Linked DNA regions of Homo sapiens: all the other regions are linked to region 1. A link is a loop called in an ENCODE intact Hi-C map of the cell type or tissue named here. Cell type or tissue: heart right ventricle. All regions are shown on one strand. Each heading gives the region's core, and the rest is flanking DNA. Links, peaks and the distances in the headings are about the cores only.

The links. Hi-C counts contacts between places; a loop is a spot of excess contacts. Peaks named below come from ENCODE experiments on the same cell type or tissue, not always from the same donor. Only the 100,000 strongest peaks of a DNase experiment are listed, where the experiment ranks them.
Region 2: it touches region 1 in a loop (15-fold over the local background); 92 of 110 quality-filtered maps call a loop at or near these places.
Region 3: a loop joins it to region 1, with 14 times the contacts of the local background. A loop is called at or near these places in 83 of 110 quality-filtered maps.
Region 4: a loop joins it to region 1, with 11 times the contacts of the local background. A loop is called at or near these places in 100 of 110 quality-filtered maps.

The regions. Positions count from the first base shown.
Region 1 is chr13:24,218,078-24,223,722 of GRCh38, reverse strand. SPATA13 (spermatogenesis associated 13) reads right to left here. Exons shown (of 13, transcript NM_001166271.3): 2 at 1-904. The coding sequence starts at 793. Among named protein-coding and RNA genes, the nearest start is that of SPATA13-AS1, 34 kb to the left of the region's middle. RefSeq lists enhancers at 1-464, 2,338-2,632. In heart right ventricle, for the core only: CTCF peaks have their summits at 3,209 and 3,410 (motif pointing right); no DNase peak of the experiment used is centred there; H3K27ac peaks cover 892 bases.
Region 2 is chr13:24,050,567-24,056,211 of GRCh38, reverse strand. It overlaps LOC124903136 (a long non-coding RNA gene), which reads left to right and starts at 2,657. Exons shown (of 2, transcript XR_007063723.1): 1 at 2,657-2,704; 2 at 3,840-4,026. It also overlaps a transcript of SPATA13 not described here. In heart right ventricle, for the core only: CTCF peaks have their summits at 2,410, 2,609 (motif pointing left) and 3,464; a DNase peak (open chromatin) is centred at 2,587; H3K4me3 peaks cover 647 bases; H3K27ac peaks cover 2,427 bases.
Region 3 is chr13:23,918,322-23,923,966 of GRCh38, reverse strand. It overlaps the pseudogene ANKRD20A19P. Among named protein-coding and RNA genes, the nearest start is that of C1QTNF9B, 24 kb to the right of the region's middle. In heart right ventricle, for the core only: a CTCF peak has its summit at 2,420 (motif pointing left); no DNase peak of the experiment used is centred there.
Region 4 is chr13:24,017,463-24,023,107 of GRCh38, reverse strand. It overlaps a transcript of SPATA13 not described here. Among named protein-coding and RNA genes, the nearest start is that of C1QTNF9B, 120 kb to the right of the region's middle. In heart right ventricle, for the core only: a CTCF peak has its summit at 2,602; a DNase peak (open chromatin) is centred at 2,597.

The DNA of each region.
Region 1 (5,645 bases), core at 1,087-5,086:
AGCTCTTCTTCAGAAAGGCAAGATTGTCCGTGCTCTTGCTCCTCCTGTAGCCCATGCTGTTGTTTTCAGGGTCCCTCACGAGAATCTCACACACGGCGGGCACCTGGCCAGTGGCTATCGTGGGTGTCGCATGGTTCTGGGGCGCATCCAGCAGGCAGATGCGGCCCAGGCCGTAGGCTCTGCGGAGGCTGCGGGAGCGGTGTGTGCTCCGCTGGAAGGCATCGTCCGTGTCCTCGAGGTCGGAGCCATCCAATGTGCCCCACTCTGCTGGCCTGAGGGCACCACATGCTGGTCCCGGTGCTAAGGGGGAGCCCCTGCTTGCCTGGGCTCCTGGGACAGCGCCATTTGGGATGGACTTTCCCAGGCCATGCTCCGAAGCCTCTCCCTTTGAACAGGCATTTGACCCCTCTCGGCTCTGAATTCCTTTCAGGACTGAGGACTTCAGTTTCTTAAAGGATCCCATTTTCCGGAAGGAGGCGAGGGTGTTCCATGTGGAGGAGTTCCCCACCAGGACCATGGAGTGGGGCCGCTCGGGGTGGGCACCCGTCCTCTTCCGACTGGTGGAAAAGAGGCGCACAAGCTTGGCTGGGCTGAGTTTGGCTTCCTGGGTGTCCGTGTCGCCACCAGGGCTGCAGCCACAGACTCCATTTCCACACGCAAGGGAGGTCACCATCTTGGCGTCTTTCAGGTCCGAGCCTGCACAGGGGGCTGCGGGGCCTGGCCCGAGGCCGTTTGGGGCAGTGGTCATGTTCTCCAGGCAGGGTGCCCAGGGCCGCACGGCAGCCTGGGTCATGGCCACGGGCACTGCCGAGTCCGCAGACCGCAGCTCCAGGCCTTCATCTCCAGGAATGCCGTCCTGGCACTCACACCTGCCTTGCACATCGGGCTCCTGGGTGGCCACGGGCTGCAGTGAAAGACAAAGCAGGCGGTTTAGCCATTTCCCACGCAGTAGCCCCTCTGCTCACAGAAGAAGAGGCACGCTCCAGCACAGGGCTGGTCAGATGAAAGCTACTTCAAACTCAATTAAAACTGTACATTTCCCCTCCATTCACTTCATAAGTTGAAGGAAAGATGCAAATATACATCCCTGGACAGAGAAGGGTAATTATGGGCTGTGCCACGGACATGAAGGTAAACTCCTGAGCTCACTGGAACCTGTGTAGGTGAGACTAGGAAAAAAACCGCTGGAATGAAAATATCTAGGTATCATTCAACACTATCTTTTCTTCTTATTTGAAATGGAAAAAAAAATAATTAGGAAATACCAAAAGAAAACCTCACAACGATTTCAAAAGCATGACATTAAAATGGCAGCCTGTGTTGAATCCAACATACCGAATACTCAAACCAAGTGCTGGCACACGCAGGAATAAGCATGAGGAGCAGAGATGGAGCCCCACATGCTGGCAGCTGCCTCCTGTCCAGGAGGGCTGAGACGCCCAAACACTAACTGAGAGCCTCACAGGGCCACCTAGACACAGGCGGGAAGGACTCAGCAAGGACATGCCAGGGCAGCCTCTGAGAAGGAAACACATTGGTGGGGGTCTTTTTCCAACTGGCCATACAGCAGAGAGAAGTGAGGATGCTGCTGAAGTATATTAGAAATTCAGGGTTGGGTGCAGTGGCTCACGCCTGTAATCCTAACACTTTGGGAGTCCGAGGCACGTGGATCACCTGAGGTCAGACGTTCGAGACCAGCCTGGCCAATATCATGAAACCTCATCTCTACTAAAAATTCAAAAATTAGCCAGGCGTGGTGATGTGCACCTATAATCCTAGCTACTCGGGAGGCTGAAGCAGGAGAATCGCTTGAACCTGGGAGACAGAAGTTGCAGTGAGCCAAGATTGCGCCACTGCACTCCAAACTGGGCGACAGAGTGAGTGAGACTCCGTCTCAAAAAAAAAAAAAAAAAAAATTCAGAGGTAAGAATTCAAATTAAACAAATTCGGCATCTTTTTCCTCTTCCCACGTGCCCTGACAACCACACACTACTGCACCCATGCCCATCCCACACATCCACTTCCACACCTTCCCCCAATACCTGTATCCATATCTTTACTGCACACACCTGTATACATACTTTCCCACACACCTGTGTCCATGCCTTCCCCACACACCTGTGTCCATCCCTTCCCCTCAGATCTTGTCCATGCTTTCCCCATCATGCACATCTGTGTCCAAACCCTTCAACCCCACACCTGGGTCCATGGCCCTCCCCTGAAAAATGAAAATCCTGCTCCCCCTTAACCTTTCCCATCAGGCCAAGACCTGCTTAGCCTTCAAGTGATAGCCTACATGTCTCAGCCCCCCGTTCTCAATAAATAGTTACTGGATGAATGAATGATAGATTATGATAATAACCATAAAAGACTACCAACTTTTAAGTACTTACTATATGTCAGGCCTCTGCCCTAAGGTCTTGGAAAACATAACGTCACTGAGTACACACAGAAACCTAAGAGGTCACAGAATGACTTGCATTTTTCAGACAACCAGATGGATACTCAGGCAGGTTAGGTCATTTGCCTGGGAGTCCTGCAGCTGTCCCCACAAAGCCCACACTCTTCTCCACTGCAGTAAACTAATGAACAGAGAAGCACAATGGGCATCTGTACCCCAGGCATCTGACTCCAATTCCTGGGCCTCACGACCCTGACTGTAAATAAATCCCAAAAATCTTTAGACATCAGTCAATGCCATTACCTCCAAGGCCACAGAGGCCAAAGGCAAGAGAGGAACAAGAGGAGGACATTTTTTAAAGATCTTGAGATCAGATCCCAATTTAGCGTATCCCTATCAAGTGCAGAATCTGACCCCATGCAAACAGAAACATCTCTCTTCTGCTCCTACGCCCCATGTTCTTGATGGGTTCTATTTTTATTTGCCCCTACATCATTTCCAGTGAGAAGGGATTCCCACAGACAGCCATAGGTAAAGGGTCAAAGAGTTGATTCCACCCGGGACAAGGGAGGCTACGATGACTTAGACCATCAGCCAATTCCATTCATCAGAAGACTGATGGGCTACCACACGCCCTCTGCAGTTTAATGTTCTAATGGAGGAATTAGGGGGCCAGAGGAGCTGGGGGTTACATTTGGATGAGCCACATAAGCAGAGGCTTGAATCATCTCTGCGATGAGACTGGATATGAAGCCTGTAACCAGTTGCAAAGTAAGTTCAACATTTGATATCACCTATCCAACCTCATGTGCTCTAGAAGGGATAGGGAATTTCATTGTTTCAGCATCTCAGAATCATGAAATGAATGAGATTGTTTAATCAAAAGGTCAAGTCCAGTTCACAGGCACTGACATTAGTAGTAATGGTCTTCTTATGACTCGCACTGAATACAGAAGAGAAGGCATGATTTCTGCCTTGTAATTCAGGGGATTAGACAGCTTCCTGACACCACCAGAGGGCACTATAAGACCTTTTATAACCAAGAAGGAAACAAGGGCCCAAGACATGGGAATCGGCCTAACCTTGGTGCTGTCATATGGCTCTTGAGTCAGTCATTTCAGTGATCTGTATTTCAGTGCTGTCTACAGAGGAAGAGGTACCAACATTTATGCATATACCCACTTCATGAGCATCTACTGGGTACAAGCGTCTGTGCGGGTCCCATGAGGAATTCAAGGCAATGATAAGGTAATCGCTCATTCTAGATAAGAAACTGGCAAGAGCAAAGCAACAGTCAACGACACACAGTACAACTGGGAGGCAGTACATTTGGGGGACCAGGTGTCTGACTGACCCAGGAATGAAGGGTATCTCAGGATATGGGACTTTCAGGGTTGAAACCAGCAAAGTTCCTTGCAAATGGGGTAACTGATCACTCTACAGTAAGTAGAACAGTATCATTGGAAGGAAAGCTCAGTGCGATAAATTAGTAAAATTAAGGTGAAAGTGGGTTTAGAAAAGCCTACACATCCTTAATCTAATACCTCATCATTCTTTGAGACGAACTGCAGGTGTCTCCTTCCCCAGGAATTCCTTCCTGAGCCCCCTGCAATGAATGAAATCCCTTACTCTGTGCTTCCACAGGCCTTCAGGCATCTCATCAAATTGTTTTTACCAAAATGGATTATAATGATAGCTTTATATGGCTGCCTTCAAACAAGACTGTGCACTCTCTGAGGGTAAGAATGCTGTGCTTTGCACACTTAGATTTAACTTCGATGTGAAGTCGTATCAGTTATCCTGCCTTGTCTAATCCGTACCAAGGTAAGAAGTTGTTACAACCCACTATGTTTTTATAGAGTGAAGAAGTTGAAATTTTCTAACACTCAGAACTTAATTTCTAGGATTCAGATTTCATAAAACACATGCAAAAAATTGGGGTTTCTAATTGGGACAATATGCTTTTTAAACGACCAGTGACTTAGTATTTTGTTCCTGAGCTGAACAACGTGATTGTTGTGTGCTGCTAAGAATGAAACTGAAAATTATGGAAAAAAAGCCTTTTCCTGGAATTTCTGAGTAACATACCAAGTTGCATTATTTAGAACTAATAATTTGACCTCAATTAACTAACCAAGGGTTGCAATTCAATTAGTGGTTTTGTAGCAAGTCTTATAAATTGTGGGAACTCTGCCAGAGATAGGAAGAGAACAGAACTAAGAAAGAATTTCAGATAGGAATATTGTGAAATCCACTGTCTACAAGCTGGATTCTAGGGTGTATGAACTTTAGAATGAAACTTTTTTTTTTTTTTTTTTGGTGATAATGAGAATTTGCACCAAAAACAAACAAACAAAAAAATGAAACAAACAAACAAAAAAGCTTCTGACCAGTAATTTTTAAATAAAAACTTAAATTTGAAATTCAGGAATATAGAACAGATTAAATGTACAAAAAAGCAGGAAGGTTTTTGTAATATACTCATCATGTACATCAGGAGTGTCTAACCTTCTGGCTTTCCTGGGTCACATTGAAAGAATTGTCTTGGGCCACACATAAAACACACTAACACAACTGCTGATGAGATTAAAAAAAAAATCGCAAAAAAAAAAACCCCTCATAATGTTTTACCAAAGTTTACGAATTTGTGTTGGGCCACATTCAAAGCTTCCCTGGGCCACATGCAGCCTGCGGCCCACTGGTTAGAGAAGCTTGATTTACATGATAACAAAGTGACACTGAAAGAAAACATATTGAAATCCAAAATGCTGAAGGAGTGAGTGCAGACCCTTAAATCACAGCTGCACAGAATGTTGCCCTAGGGAACATGTGACCCCTATTCATGCCAGTGAGGATGCTAGGGCCCAGTGAGGCTGAGTAGCTTACTACCATTGCTGTAGTGACAGCCCAGCAGGGTGGAAATCAGAGGGTCCACCCCAGCACTGCTACCTCCTGGCCAGAACCTGGGGGTCATGCTAGACCCTCTTCCTTCCCTACAGATTACACCAGGTCTAAGCGACTCTACTGCATGCCCACCAGCCCTTTGTCGGCATGGTGGCTGGTGCCTCATTCCCAGCCTGCATTACCTTCCACCTGGATGACCATGGTCTGGCTCACTGCCCACCCATCCTTCACTCTGCTGCCAGAGTCCATTCCACACTGCAGATGGGTGTGTCACTGAACCAGGGTCACTGGCTGCCTGTGGACTTTGAGGAGATGTTGAATGTCCTGTGCCTAATACAGG
Region 2 (5,645 bases), core at 605-4,604, 170 kb after region 1:
TTTTAACTTTTCCTATTTATTCATTTGATACAAACTGACTCACTTCCTCTATTCAACTGTTTCAACATCTGTGAAATTCTGAGGGGTGCCCTTCATCCCATCTTTCTATCATAACCATGAGCTCTACCATTTTAGAGGACTTTTCATGGAGAAATGTGTTGGCTCCTTCCATCCATAAAGCCTGTTGTTAACATACTCTCCAAGTCACTTGAACCACTGATGCTAATATGGAATATCCTCATGTCTCCTTGCATCACAAACATCCAAAACCACTTTCCATAAAAAGGCACGGCATTGCCAACGCCATTTGTCTAATGTAGCGTGGTCACTTTATTCTGGACCCGTGCGGTGGTGGATTGGACTCCTCGGCCAATGAGAGCAGATTTCCACAGAGCCCACTTGGCTTAGAATTAGGACATCCAAGAATATTCAGAGTTGGAAAGTAATTTTGAGATTGTCTATTCCATCTTTATTATTGGTCAAGGAGAACACTGAGGACCTAGGAAAGTGGGTGGCTTAGCCAAAGGCACCTGGCGAGTAAAGTCCCACAGCACCTGAGAGCTGGTATTGGAACCCTTGTTCTCGAATACTTCTGTTTCCTGCCACCATCCCAGAATCCCTGCAGCCTAGCACTGTGCCTGGTAGAGCAACACACAAAACATGGTTTCTCAGTGAATGCATGGTTACTAAAGGTGCTTCGGGCACTGTTCTAAGACCTCTGCATGTTTTAACTCATTTACTCTCCCTACCAGTTCAGTAAGGTAGGTCCTGTTACCATCCTCCATCTCCCTAGGCAGACAGAAATTAAGATATTTGCCTAAGAAAACACAGATAGAAAAGGACAAGGTCGAGATTTGAACCCAGGCATGCTGATTGCATCTGGGATCTTACACGATGCACTGTACCCGCAATGAAAGGATGAATACATAACATCTATAACACTGAAGGAGAAGGAGAGGACTGGGGAAGCAATTTAAGAACAACAACAAGATAGAAACTGATGTCATTTAAGTGTATAAGATTTTCACAAAGACACATGCTTTGTAACAAATATGCACATGAATTGCAGGCTGATCGCTCTGTGCCATATATGTAAAGCGTACAACCTTCAGGCTGCTGGAGGCTGTAGGCTTGCTCAGAATGTAAAATATGACAGGGCACAACATTGGCATATAAAGTTTGAATTACAGCAGCTGGCATTATATTGTTTATAAAAATTGAATTATGAGTGTAAAATAATAGTCATAATAACCAGCTTCTGAAAGGTAGCTAGCTAAATTGACTTAATGTTTAAATGCTGGGACATATGATCACAAGAAGTGAGCGCTGTTATTGTATGATCTGTCACACAATTTTTTTTTAGAAGAGGTTACACTTCATAAGTGACTGAATTCATTTTTCCAGTTTAAAAAATGAATATTCTCCATTTTATATACAAGTGAAAAATGCATATCCTCCTTAACCTTTTCTCCTGTGAGGTAGTATTAAACCTGTACACACTGGTTAAGAACCATCATAAATTAACGGTGCGCTACTATTATTATATTTCACATATTTTCTCTTCTGTACTCTTTAGAGTTCTATTAAATGCATTTTAAAAGTTCTTAGAGTTTGTGTTTTGGGGGTAACTATGAATTGCTGCTACATGTCAAAGTTAATTTAAACTAAAAATGCGTATCTGGTTTGCACATTAGACAGCTAAGCTTACAATATGGTCCTTGCAGTGTCATACAATTTCCCCTAACACTAAATTGGAAAGTTATCTCTGGGCATGCTGCTATTTCTAATGCCACCACTGCCACTGCCAGTAGTAGCCTTAGTGATGGCTTCTTGGAAATCTCCCACTTGGATACTTGGACAGAGCTAATTTCGTTAAACTTCACATTCATCTATCTAAGATGGCTGCAGATGGATTTGCAGTTCTCTTTAAATCCACCCTGAAAGATTTCTTCCCTTTTCCTGGCTAAATGAACCAGTGGTCTCACACTGCATAGTTGCTGTGGGGTGTGATGGGAACTCCGGGCTTCTGGCCTTGGAAGTGGCAGACGAGGGATCTCTCATGGTGTCCTTGACCTGACTCCTCTTTGTGGGCTTCTTCACCTCCTCCTCCATGCTGCCCTCTCCATGGTTCACGGTGGCCCTGAGCACAGGGTGCCTGTTCTTCAGAGTGTCCCCGCAGGGCAGAGCTGTCCAGGAGCCTCCGTCACCCCAACGACACAGAGGCAGCTGTGGCTCTCTCATTTTTACAGACTCTCTATGCCTCAAGCACATAGACACCCCATAATAACACTTCCTTTGTGAGTTCACTAATGTTTGGAAAATCCCTTGTGAATTCCTACTTCATGGCATTAACAAGAATCCATTCCTGAAAATGTGAATGGTTCTGTTGGTTTCAAACAGCCATCAAGAAAACTAAGGGGTTGTTTTGGTGTCTTAAAATTCTTGTCTGAGTCTCAGTGGCTGAGACAGCAGCCCCAAAATCATACAGAAGTGAAACCCAAACATTGCCTTCCTCACGTCAGCAGATTCCAAGGACGACAGGATGGAGCCCCAGGTGTCTTAGACAGCTCAGCCCCAAAGTGGGTGCTCCTGGGACATCTAGTGGCCATAGAGAAAAATACTCCCACCGTGGGCCCAGGTGGCAAGGGAAGTCTATAAGGGTGCTTAGATACCAAGTGCATTCAACCTCCCCACTTCTAGCCAGGTAAGAAAGCTGAGATCCCAGGTAAGAACGGCTTGCTCAATTTCACATCTCCAATAGGAGGTGTTGGTACTTACTTCTCGTAGATCATTTCTACCCGAATTTTGTTATGCAGGAACTCCACGTGAATCAGCCATGGAATGAGTGGTTGAGAAGTTTTAGCGGCCTAGAGTTCACTAGATATTTGCATCAAATGCAGTGATTTTCCGAATTCTATTACACATTCCTTTGTGGATCACAGCACTGAGGCCGAATCCTAGCTCTGAAACTCTATGCTAACTTACCTCCTGCAAGACCTTTCCTGAATTCCACGATTATAAAATGCAAGTACACAAAAATGTTCTTGCTGCTCAGATACTTGATGCTTTATATCTAAAACAAGAATGTCACGGAGAAAAACAAGTTTGTGTTCTAGGTACGGATAGGTCTCAGAAAATTGAAACAAAACAATAAAAGAGAATTCCTATTTTTCAGCCCAAAGAGCAGCAGGAGAGAAGAGAAAATCCAAGAGAATTGGGAATTAGAGCTGTTATGCAAGGTAGAGAAAGGAAAAATCAAAAGCCAAGGTTCCCAGTCCCAAAATATCCCTGCAGGAAGCTAAGTGAAACAATTTTCCACAGAAAGCATGAGACATGTAGTATAAATAATGTGGTGGGCAGGGCACAGTGGCGGGGAGGATCCCCTGGCGGCAGGGGGAAGTGCTGCACGGGCCCCTGAGCTGCTGGCTGCCTCCCGCCACAGGAACGCAGTCGTGGGTCCAAGGCCAGGATGCTGAATATTTATATTCTGTTTATAAAATATGCCTTTTATTGAGAAATTTAGACACACTCTACTGTGTCCAAAGAGTCCTTAAACTCACATCCTTTCCATTTTCCATGTTCTCTTGTCACCAGGCCAGTATCCACAGCCTGGCTTTCATCTGGAAACGGGAGGGTGAGGAGAGGTGCTGTGGTGGAGATTCCTCACAACTGCCCAGAACATTAATGTCTCACATCATGGGTTTAAAAGAAAAAAAAAAACATATATTTCTTTTTATCAATAGTTAGAACCCTGAATGAAAGTGTTGGTCATTCTGAATTTTCTAAAATTTATTTTTATTTTTTAAATAATAGTTTGTTGTTGTTGTTCTTGTTTGTAGCGATGGGATCTCGTTAACGCTGCTCAGCCTGACCTCAAACTCCTGGCCTCAAGCAATCCTCTGGCCTCAGCCTCTCAAATTGCTGGGATTATAATCCTGAGCCACTGCACCAGGCCTATTCAGAATTCTAATATGCAACTGATTCTTAGTGATAACCAAGAAATAAAGACTTGGAGCTCAAATTGTGCCCGAGGCCTGCGATTCTTGAGAACCGTGCTTCCTCCTCCCTTTCTTCCATTTGGAATTGCGTTAAGCACAGAGACCCGAGGAGCCTGGACACAGCACAGGATGCTGGTGTAAGAAGCCAAACCCTGCGTCCAAACACAGGGACTCCTCACCAGCTGGTAGGGCTTCAGTGCACGCAGAGGAAGCCAAAGGACTGGCAAGGTGCACAGATGAGGTGGGAGGACCAGAGCCAGGACGTCTGAACCTGGTGAGGAGCTGCAGGGGTGGGCCGGGGCTGAGGAGGAGGAACAGGTGCCGGGGAACTCCTAGGACCCCAGGCTGGCGGCCACTGCCTCCTCTGTCCCTTGGGCATCTCCCTCTGCCCTGCCCTGGAGAACATAACTCTTAGCAGGCTCTTGCAGCCTAGACTTTTGATAGCACTGCTGCCTCTGACTCCAATCGCTACCACTTCCCCCCTAAAGCTCCCACCTCTGAAGATTCGCCTCATATCATCTCCTCTGTGTAATCTCTTCTCAGCTTCCCCTTGCCCCTAAGTCCCCACCCCTCCATCCCCAAACAGGGAGCATTGTCTCCGCTGGCTCCACTCTACTAGACCAGCAGGGAGACGGAGGAAGCATTTACTCCCTGGCTTCCTTCTATGGACCACCCACTGGGCATAATCTCCTCCCCTAAGGGTTGGGTGTGCATGAGTATGTCCCAAGTGCCATCGCCCAGGCAGGTGCAAGGATGTGTGAAACTGGAGGCGAGAGCCTGGCAGGCTGTACCTGGTGTGGCTGAAAGGAGATAGGGAGGGATGCCAGGCAGTCCTTAAGAGGACCTGGGGAAGATTCATCTTCAACCCCAGACAAGGGTCATTCACCTGAAATGCCAGGACCAGGAAGTCCTGCCGGCTGCAGGCACAGCATGTCCAACGTGATTGGAAATCACTTCCTGCTGTTCATGTCCTCTTGGAAGGTCAGGTGGCCACTGCAACAAGGTATGTGCTGCGTGGAGACTGGGGAGCAGAACTAGGGTCTCCAAAAACTTCAGGAGGCTAGCCCCAGCAGTGCTCACTTGGAGTTCATTTGCTCAGTGACATTCATAAAAGGTGGGGGAAATCCGGAGAAGGAAAGAGGTGCTCCCACAGCTACCCAGCTGGTGGATGGCAGATATGGGTCTATAGCCTGCTTAGCTCACAGTACACTCACCTGCAAAAACAGCTGGAAAACCCTCAGGTAACACAACTCAGATATTTTAGTACTGAAGTCAGCAAATAGCACATTCTTTTGAGAAGTGGGTAAGGCCTCCCAGGACAGTAAAGCTGCACCAGTTTAGGATGCTTGCCCCTTTATTTGGGTGTCTGAGTGTTACACAAATGACTGCCACTACCACACGTGGTGGGTGGCATGAGGCACCTTGGCCATAAAGTCCTGCCAGCGCGGGAGTCACAGACCATGCTCGTCAGCATTATGCATGGTGCCTGCACTTGGAGCAAGACAAAGGCAAGTTTTAGAAAATGCCTCCACATCCCTGCATTGGAACTTCTGGCTGAGGCACAGCACAGAAAATGCCTTCGCCTCTTGTGGATTCTTGTCCAGGGCTGAGACCTGGCCAGCTGCCATGCTGTGTCCTGGGTGCTGC
Region 3 (5,645 bases), core at 608-4,607, 300 kb after region 1:
CTGCACTCCAGCCTGGGTGACACAGCGAGACCGTTTCTAAAACAAAAACAGAAACAAAAATCCTTGAGTGTCCAACACAAGATGACTGTAGGACTAACCCAGTAGGATGAGTCTGAAAAAAGCTCTGGTCCACTCTTTCTCTACCTTCTCTACCAGATGTCTGGTACTGGCCTCTGCTTGCCTCTCATGAGTTCTGTGAAGATTGCAAAAGATAAGTGTAAGTAAAATTTTTTATTAAATAGTGTTTTAACACCAAAAATATGTCAGAGCTTGTCTACTGTATGCGATTGTAGTTTTAAAATTGTTCTAAAGAAATGCACAACGTGCAGGTTTGTTGCATATGTATACATGTGCCATGTTGGTGTGCTGCCCCCATTAACTCATCATTTACAATAGGTATTTCTATTAATGCCATCCTTCCCCCCTCCCTGCACCCCAGTGCGTGATGTTCCCCACCCTGTGTCCAAGTGTTCTCGTTGTTCAGTTCCCACCTATGAGTGAGAACATGCGGTGTTTGGTTTTCTGTCCTTGCGATAGTTTGCTCAGAATGATGGTTTCCAGCTTCATCCATGTCCCTACAAAGGACATGAACTCATCCTTTTTTATGGCTGCATACTATTCCATGGTGTTAAAGTATTATAATAATAATAAAAAAAAGAAGTACATGTATTTCTAGGAGGATTTCTAAGAAACAAGTACTTCCAACAAATTAGGGAAAAAGAAAAATTGCTGTTTTTGATTACTTGCTGACATCACAATATTTTGGCTATACTGTGTTACAAAATTGGTGTTACCTATTTATTTTTAATTTTTATAACGTGGCTCCTAGAACATTTAAAGTCATATATGTGGCTTCTGCTGTTCAAATTACTTTTTTACTGGTCTAGACCTTTTTTTTATTTTAACCACATATCCACCTAGGTGTTCCACTTGCATCTCTATCTCAGAAAATCTCAAGCCAGTTTCTCTCTTTCTCCAAATACACTTTTTCCATATCTTATTTTCTCAAGACAGAAGCCAAAACCATTGCTCCCACCCCCAAATGCCTAGTGAATACTATTGATTTTGTCTCCACAATCTCTTGATTCCAGTAGTTTCCCTCCAGATCTACTGACCTGTCCTAGCTGAGGCGTACACTCTTTCTTCCTGGATTATTGCACCATCCTCCTATATGAAATCCTTGAATTCAGTCTCACTCTCTCAAACCAGAGTAGCTGTTTTCTAAAGGAAATCTTATTTCCTCATCTTCCTGCTTGAAATGTCTCAGTTCCTTCCCATCTAGCTTAGTGTGACACAATTGTGCCCCAGTCTGGCTCTGGTCTACTTGCCCAGTTTTATTTACTATCTCTCCATAACAGGTGCCCTAAATTCTAGCCACACCAACGGCTTTCAGTGCTCTGAATGCGTCCCTCCATGCCTGGGTACTTTAGCCATGCTTTTCCCCAGTCAGACATTGTAGGCTGGGCACCTTCCAAGGCAAATCTTAGGCCCCACTTCAAACACTTCAATGGCCATGACTCAGGGGCTCTTCCAGGAGCCATGCAGATTACTCTCAGATTCCCCATACTCCATGCATGTCATACATCTCTATTCAATGCAACACCATGCTGAATTAGAATTGCCGATTTTAAGATGGTCACTGTTTCAGATGCATTTTGACACTCTTAAAAGTGACTGATACTGAGCAGGTCTTGACTGGATAAATCCCTCAATCTTTTCTCCCGGCCCTATCACCTTGCCTACATTTTTCTCTTGCCTGAGTCTTAACAGGTAACACTTGCTGCCTTCTGGAATGGCTCTGCTGATAAGATTCTTGGGGATGCCATTTAGAAATACTTGCATTTAAAGAGTATGTGGGATGATGAATATGTTAATTTACTTGACTACAATAACCATTTCACTATGTATAAATATGTCAATATATCATGTTTTACTTCTTAAATATATGTAATTAATAAACCAAGACTTTTTTAAAAGCCAGAAATGATTGTGTTTAGGAAACCAATTTAGATATTTTAAAAATTAGCCCTCAAAGACGTTTTCAAGTATTTTTTTTCAGCACCCTTGTACAAGTCACTCATTACCTGGGAAAAATTAAGCATTTGACATTGAGGAATAATTCAGAGCAACAATTTTAGAGAAGAATGAGAGAGCTGAGCTGGTAATCAAAAAGAACTAAAGCCATCTTCAAAGGCAGTTAGCTCCTAGCATTGTAACCACAGCACCAGAGGTGGGGCCTGCCCTCTGTCTTGCACACATCCCCCTCAGGCTGAGCAAGGTGTTATTTTTAACTACTTTGTGAATTACAATTCCCCTCATGCCTATGTTAATCATTCCCCATTTCACAAGGATGCCCTTCTGTAATGAAAAAACTGTACAGGATAGTTTGTCTCAAGGCGCCCTCTAGTGGTAATACCAGAGATCACAATCAAAGAAAGTTAATTTACCGAGTGCCAGAATGTGCCAAGAGTAATAATAGTACTTGACTTTTTAAAAAATAAAACTGTCTTTATTCACAAATTACTTTATTGAATAACTAGGAAATCCAATCGACAACAAGAACAATACAAACTTCTGGAACAAATAAGTGAGTTTAGCAAGGTCTCAAAATACAAGATTAATATACAAAAGCCCATTTCTTTCCTATATGTCAATAAAGAGCAATTCGAATTTGAAATTTTAAAAAATACAGTTTACAATAGCATCAAAAAATAATGAGGTATTTACAATTATACATGTAACAAAATACATACAGGATATATATGTGAAAAACTACAAAACACTGATGAATCAGAATATTTAAATACATGGAGAGAGAGTTCATGTTCGTATATTGGAAGACAATTTTTTAAAATAATTTCAACTTGTGTTTTAGATTCAGGGAGCCCACGTGCAGGTTTGTTACGTGGCTGTATTGCATGATGCTGAGGTTTGCATTGTGATTGATTCCATCACCCAGGTACTAAGCATAGCACCCAAGAGTTAGTTTTTCACACATTGCCCACTTCTTGCCCTCTGCCATTTAGTAGTCCCCAGTGTTTATTATTGCCACCTTTATGTCTATGAGTACCCAATGTTTAGCTGCCACTTACAAGTAAGAGCATGCAGTATTTAGTTTTCTGTTAATTTTATGTTAATTTGCTTAGGATAATGGCATCCAGCTGCATCCATGTTGCTGCAAGAAAACATGATTTCATTCTTTTTTATGGCCATAGTGTATATGTACCACATTTTCTTTATCCAGTTCACCATTGATGGGCACCTAGGTTTATTCCATGTCTTTGCTATTGTGAAACGTGCTGCCATGAACATAGGAGTGCATATGTCTTTTTGGAAGAATGGTTTATTTTCTTTTGTATATATACTCAGTAATGGAATTGCTGGGTTGAATGCTAGTTCTAAGTTTTTTGAGAAATCTTCAAACAGCTTTCTATAGTGGCTGAACTAAATTACACTCCCACCAGCAGTGTATAAGCATTCCCTTTTCTCTACCGCCTTGCCAGCATCTGTCATTTTTTGACTTTTTAATAATAGCCATCCTGATGATATCTCACCATGGTTTCGATTTGCATTTCTCTGATGATTAATGAGGTTGAGTATTTTTTTTTCATATGTTTGTTGGCCACCCTGTGTCTTTTTTGAGAACTGTCTCTTTACATCTTTTGCCCACTTTTTAATGGGGTCATTTGCTTTTTGCTTGTTGAATTGTTTAGGCTCCTTATAGATTCTGGATATTAGACCTTTTTCAGATGCATAGTTTGCAAATATTTTATCCCATTTTGTAGGTTGTGCGTTTACAGTGTTGATAGTTTATTTTGCTGTGCAGAAGCTCTTTAGTTTAATTAGGTTCCACTTGTCAATTTTTGTTTCTGTTTCAAATGTTTTGAGGACTCCAAATTCTTTCTTAAGGCCAATGTATAGAATGGTATTTTCTAGGTTTTCTCCTAGGACTCTTATAGTTTGAAATCTTACATTTAAATCTTTAATCCATCTTGAGTTAATGTTTGTATATGGTATAAGCTAAGGGGGTCCAGTTTCATTCTTCTGCACATGGCTAGCCAGTTATGCCAGCACCTTTTATTGAATAGGAAGTCTTTTCCCCATTATTTATTTTTGTCTAATCTGTTGTAGATCAGATGATTAGAGGTGTGCATCTTTATTTCTTGGGTCTCTATACTGTTCCAGTGGTCTATGTGTCTATTTTTGTGCCGGTATCATGTTGTTCTGGTTAATGTAGCCTGATAGGATATAGTACAAAGTCGGGTCATGTAATGCCTTAAACTTTGTTCTTTTTGCTTAGGACTTCTTCGGCTATATGGGCTCTTTCTCGGTTCCATATGAGGATTAGAACAGTTTTTTCCTAATTCTGTGAAAAATGGCATTGGTAGTTTGATAGAAATAGCATTGAACTTATAGATTGTTTTGGGCAATAGTGATTCTTCCAATCCATGAGCATGAATGTTTTCCCATTTATTTGTGTCATCTCTGATTTCTTTCAGCAATGTTTTGTAGTTCTCTTAGTAGAGATATTAACTTCCTCAGTTAGATGTATTCCTAAGTATTTTTTAATGGACATCGTAAATGGGATTGCATTCTTGATTTGGCTCTGAGCTTGAATGTTACTGGTATATATAAATGCTACTAATTTTTGTACATTGATTTTGTATCCTGAAACTTTGCTGAAATTAAAATCATTGAACAGTTCCAGGAGCCTTTTAGCAGAGTCTTCAGGGTTCTCTAGGTATAGAATCATATCATCAGTGAAGAGAGTTTGACTTCCTCTTTTCCTATATGGATGCCTTTAATTTCTTTCTCTTGCCTGATTGCTCTGGCTAGGACTTACAGTACTATGTTGAATAGGAGTGGTGAGAGATGATATCCTTGTCTTACTCTCAAGGGGAATGCTTCCAGCTTTTGCCCATTCAGCATGATGATGGCTATAAGTCTGTCATAGATAGCTCTTAATATTTTGAGGTTTGTTCCTTTGATGTCTAGATTGTTGAGGGGTTTTATCATGAAAGCATGTTGGATTGTATCAAAAGCTTTGTCCACATCTATGGAGATAAACTGTGGTTTCTTGTTTTAATCCTGTTTATGTGGTGAATCACATTTATTGATTAACATTTGTTGAACTAACCTTGCACCTCAGGAATACAGCCTACTTGATCATGGAGAATTAACTTCTTGATTTGCTGCTGCATTCATTAGTATTTGTTTGAGGATTTTTGCATCTATGTTCATCAGGGATATTGACCTGTAGTTTTCTTGTATAGCTATGTCTTTGCAAGATTTTGGTAACAGGATGACACTGTCTTTGTAGATTGATTTAGGGAGGAGTCCCACCTCCTTGATTTTTTTGGGATTAGGTTCAGCAGAATTGGCACCAGCTCTTCTTTGTACATCTGGTAGAATTCAGCTGTGAATCCGTCAAGTTTGTGGCTTTTTTTGGTTGGAGTTTTTAAGTTTTTTAAATTACTGATTCAATTATGGAACTCAATATTGGTTTGTTCAGGGTTTCAATTTCTTCCTGATTCAGTCTTAGGAGGTTGTGGGTTCCCAGGAATGTACCCATTTCCTGTAGATTTTTTAGTTTGTTTGCATAGAGGTATTCATAATCGTTGCTGAGAATCTTTTGCATTTCTGTG
Region 4 (5,645 bases), core at 601-4,600, 200 kb after region 1:
TGTCATGGGGTGGGAGGTGAGGGGAGGGATAGCATTGGGAGAAATACCTAATGTAAATGACGGGTTGAAGGATGCAGCGGGCCAGCATGGTACATGTATACCTATGTAACGAGCTTGCACGCTGTGCACATGTACCCTAGAACTTAAAGTATAATAATAATAAAAAAAAAGAAGATTCAAGTGTATTTGAACAACCTCTATATAGTTTTTTTAGAAAATGGTAACTAAAGTTTTTGTCCAGCTCATGATTCAATGTTTCTTTTTCTACAAGAGCCTGCCTTGTACATTTTGCTTGAGTCTAATTCCAGGAAAACTTATGTTCCTGCAGAAGTAGTCATCAGTGAAAACAACATGGCCCACAATGGTGACCCCAAATCCTCCCACATGCTGCCAGAAAACATAAGAGCTAAATTCATTCCACTTCCTGTAGATGGTTTCTTCTTGTTTTAGCCCCAAAAAATTCTTATTTTAGTTTTCAAAAATTGTGGTGGAAAACATATAACTTAAAATTCACCATCTTAACCATTTTCAAGTGTGCAGCTCAGTAAAGTACATTTTCACACTATTTTGTAAGAGATCAGAAGGTTTTTGTCTTGCAAAACTGAAACTCTGTACTCATTAAACATTACTTTAAAATTTTAAAGTTACCTCTAGTATGCTAAGAAGTACTCATTTCTATCTTAAAAAGAAAATGGCTTTAAATTATTTTGAAAGTTTTACAAGTGCTTTATCAGTTTCAGAATACTGCAATTAAGAAACATTAAGATTTTTCGCCAGGCGCAGTGGCTCACGCCTATAATCCCAGCACTTTGGGAGGCTAAGGCTGGGTGGATCACCTGAGGTCAGGAGTTCGAGACCAGCCTGGCCAACATGGTGAAACCCCATCTCTACACAAAAATTAGCCAGGCATGGTGGCAGGTGCCTGTAGTCCCAGCTACTCGGGAGGCTGAGACAGGAGAATTGCTTGAATCTGGGAGGTGGAAGCTGCAGTGAGATGAGATTGCACTCCAGCCTTCAAGAGATAGAGCAAGACTCCATTTGAAAAAAAAAAAAAAAGAAAGAAAAGAGAAAAGAAACATTAAGATTTTCCAACAACTGGCCGGGCGCAGTGGCTCACGCCTGTAATCCCAGCACTTTGGGAGGCCGAGGCAGGCAGATTACGAGGTCAGGAGATCGAGACCATCCTGCCTAATACGGTGAAACCCCATCTCTACTAAAAATATAAAAAATTAGTCAGGCGTGGTGGCGGGCGCCTGTAGTCCCAGCTACTCGGGAGGCTGAGGCAGGAGAATGGTGTGAACCCGGGAGGTGGAGCTTGCAGTGAGCCAAGATCATGCCGCTGCACTCCAGCCTGGGCGACAGAGTGAGACTCCATCTCAAAAAAAAAAAAAGATTTTCCAACAACCTTCACAGAGTATGACTTCAATTAACATCTGGTGAATAATGCCCAATGCACGGCGTATACAGTCACAGATTAAGAGATCATTTGGTCAAATTTTGACGTTCAAAACAATTAGAGACAAGTCAGTCCTTGGGCATTTATGTTTGAGTACAATGCAGCCCAACCTAGCTTTTCAGCCTGATACTGGTTTTTAATTTTTATATTTTTTGTTAAGAGACAAGGTCTCGTTCTGTCACCCAGACTGGAGTAGAGTGGTACAATCATAGCTCACTGTAGCCTCAAACTCCTGGGCTCAAGTGATCCTCCTGACTCAGCTTCCAAAGTAGCTGGGACTACAGGTGCAACTCACTGTCTGCCCTATGCCTGATATTCTCTTAATCATCTTTATGCAAGCTATGCTTTGAGCAAACAGGCATCTTCAGGATTCTCCAAACTTTCTTTCCTTATGCTGTGCTCCGCACTTGGAATACTCCCCATTCTCTGTCAACTCCCAGAAATGCTCCAGCCCTTCTTAGAGGCCAGCTCCTCTCTCCTGCCTCTCCTAATACCTTCCTTTCTGTGGAAACTCAATATACCTTCCTTATATATTGTGTTCTACTTTATAATGCAGGTGTGCACACACAGACATGCACATGTTTATGAGCCACTCCAATTATTTATTTATTGAGATGGAGTCTCAATCTGTCACACAGGCTGGAGTGCAGTGTCTCGATCTAGGCCCTGTGCAACCACCGCCTCCTGGGTTCAAGCAATTATCTGCCTCAGCCTCCTGAGTAGCTGGGATTATAGGCACCCACCACCATGCCCAGCTAATTTTTGTATTTTTAGTAGAGACCGGTTTTCACCATCTCGGCCAGGCTGGTCTTGAACTCGTGACCTTGTGATCCACCCACCTCAGCCTTCCAAAGTGCTGGAATTATAGGCATGAGTCATCTCGCCCGGCCCAAATTATTTATTTTTATGCCCACTTTTAGCATAAAGTGCCTTGTAAATAACATGTACTAAAAAGTATTCATTGAATTTAACTGAAATGTCTCTTAATTAACTGCATAACTTCTGCTTTAATAGAAATGAAAATCATACTACTGCTTATTACAATGTAAGTTAAATTTTATAGATGGATTATCTGAATAGTTTAGCCTGATGGACTGTTAAAGGTTAAATACAATTCGTTTAAGGTTCAACAGCTCCCTCTCACGGCCTCTGAGGGAAACTGGGTTTGTGGGCCAAGAATGGTTTCCAACTCAAATGGATTGTGAATCTGCTTTTAAAATACTAATATATTCTACTTAAGCATTAATGAAAAATTTGATTAAGGTTAAAAAACAAAAAAGTTTTCATAAAGTCACATGTACACAGCACTATATTTTTGCCTTTTTCATAACTTAGAACAATGTCAACTGCATATTGGTTAGAAGTTCAAGCACTCTAACTATAAAATGAAATGCTTAAGTTTGAAATGGAACAGTTTAAAACAAGGAACTAAGTAAAATACCAAAACATTAAAACACACAGATCTCAAAAAAATCCAAATTCCTCAAGTCATCATCCCAAATGTTGGTGTGTTTCATGCCAACAGGGAGAAGCTGTATGCAGCTGGTTAAGTCTGGCTGTCGGTGAGGCTTGGTGCTCTGAGGTGGACTTCCTAAGATAGAAGCTGGAGTCCGCACCTCACACAATGAGTGCAATAAAGATAGAGCTTAAAGGTAAGCTTCAATAAACGTAGATGTCTGAATTCTGACATGGGGGCAAAGAGGTGTGGCTGGCCTGAAAACCACAGAAAGACTCCAGGGCGAGAGAGATGAGACTCCTAACCCTACCAGTCTTCACTGGCATGTTGAAATCTATGCCTGTGAACGCTAATGTGACCTCACTGATAATAGAAGCTTTTCCTAAACACCAAATGATTCTCTACCCTTGGACTCCCATTGCTCTACAGAGCCCTAAGCTGCCTAGGATTCCAACGAGTATTTCAAAATGTCATTTTTTTTTTAGCAGTCCTATTTTATTTTTTAAATAAAATCTGACCTCAGAGAAGCATTATCATTAATGATATTTATTCTAATTATAAAGTACACACAAGAGGAAGAAAGAGAATGCACTAGTAATATTCTGCTCAAGAAAAGTTTCCTAGCTATTTAGCATGTGATATTAAAAATGCTTTAAAATACACATAAATATTTGGCTAGGTAATGGATCTGTAAGTTCACAAACAAAACATAATTACAAAAGTATGCAGAAATTTTAACTAGCTCCACTGCTATCAAACCATACAGTATAAAACTATATACTGTTTTTCTTTTATAAATAAGAATCATGGCCGGGTGTGGTGGCTCACGCCTGTAATCCCAGCACTTTGGGAGGCCGAGGCGGGCGGATCACGAGGTCAGGAGATCGAGACCATCCCGGCTAAAACGGTGAAACCCCGTCTCTACTAAAAATACAAAAAATTAGCTGGGCGTAGTGGCGGGCGCCTGTAGTCCCAGCTACTTGGGAGGCTGAGGCAGGAGAATGGCGTGAACCCGGGAGGCGGAGCTTACAGTGAGCCGAGATCCCGCCACTGCACTCCAGCCTGGGCGACAGAGCGAGACTCCGTCTCAAAAAAAAAAAAATAATAATAATAATAATAAGAATCATATAACTTAGGAGCCCCTTCTTTAGACACGTTCACTTTCCCTGAATATCAACCAAATTCTAATATGTCTGTTGAGATCCACTCAATCAGATATGCCTCAGTATTCTTCTGCATCTTAAATATTTGAAATGTCCTAAAACAGACAAATTAAGTTTTTCATACTTTGTCATAATTATTTCTCGAGTGTACACCAAATGCTTTTGAAGTAACACACAAAGATATGTGACTGATAATCCACTCGTATGATACACAAAACGTTGGAACCTAAATGCTGTAATGTAATTCTTCTCACAAACAAATGTGAATAGTTAAAAATTTCAAAAAAAATGCATCAGTTAAGTAAAACACAGGACAAATAGCAAATGAAAAGTCAATGTTAGGTGAGGCCTATGGTGCAGATCAATAAGTAACCCTCTGCTAAAACATCAAACAAGCAGCGCTCACCTCGCCAATTAGCTGTGCCTCTGTGTCATCATTGGCTATTAATGCGTAGACCTCTCAGGTTTTCTGAGACCTAAACATAATCTCAAATTAAATTATCTAAATTTTGTATTGTCTAGCTCGTTAAAGATTTTCAGAAGCTGCGTTCCACTTTAATTGGAGAAAAAGGAATTTAAAAAGATATTTCATTTATTACCTAAAAGACCTTCCTCAGATTCTTTACTTGTTAGTCTTTAGTTGGGTCCAACAGGTAAATCACAGTTACAAATAATGCTAAGATGGAAAAAACGATCTTTTGCAACATTTCTATTTGTCCATCAAAAAAGACATTTTGACCTTACAACTATGAAGTGGTTTGTAATACAGTTTAATCTACAACAGGACTTAAGTATGTCATATTTATGAACACGTGCACATTTCTATTAAAATGTGTTCAACTCTAAGGTTATATTCATCCAGTAACAAACATACAAAACCCAAAACACTCCCAGGTTTTTATCACAGTAAAGTATCTTAAAATGTAAGACTCGTGATTGGTTTTCCACGGGTGTAAGGTGATTCATTTGTATTTGCTTTCAAAACAAAATCATTCCCAAGTTTGCCTATAAATGGATTGGCCACACTAGCAGAACATTTAGTAGCAATAGTGCATATTAATGAAATCCATGTAGGGTCTAAAATTTTGCTAAGAGGAGGCCTCACTTCACAAAGGAAGAAGTCATCTCAAATACCTTGACAGATGATATGTTTTGAAAGTCAAGAAAAGTGTGAAACTATCAAATTTGTGGTGATTTTAACAGTATGTTACAGAGGTAACATATGGATTACGGAGTTAACATACAGATTATACAATCTGCAAATGGAGGTAGGATTTAAAGGAGAAAGAAGGAGGAAGGAGAGGGAAGAACGGACTCGAGGCCCTTCTTACCGAGTTTCTGCACCAGCTACTCTTGAAGACAAGCTCTGGAAAGGAAAAAAATGAGTTGTTTTAGTGCACAGATGTGTGAAAACAGGTTAGCTGAGGTTAAATCGGAATGCCAGACAGGGTCTATCTGATCTAAAAAATATATGTAAACAAAAATGTATATATACATATGTGTGTATATCTTACATATACATATATACACATACAAACACAGACACACATACATCTCTCACATGGCCTTA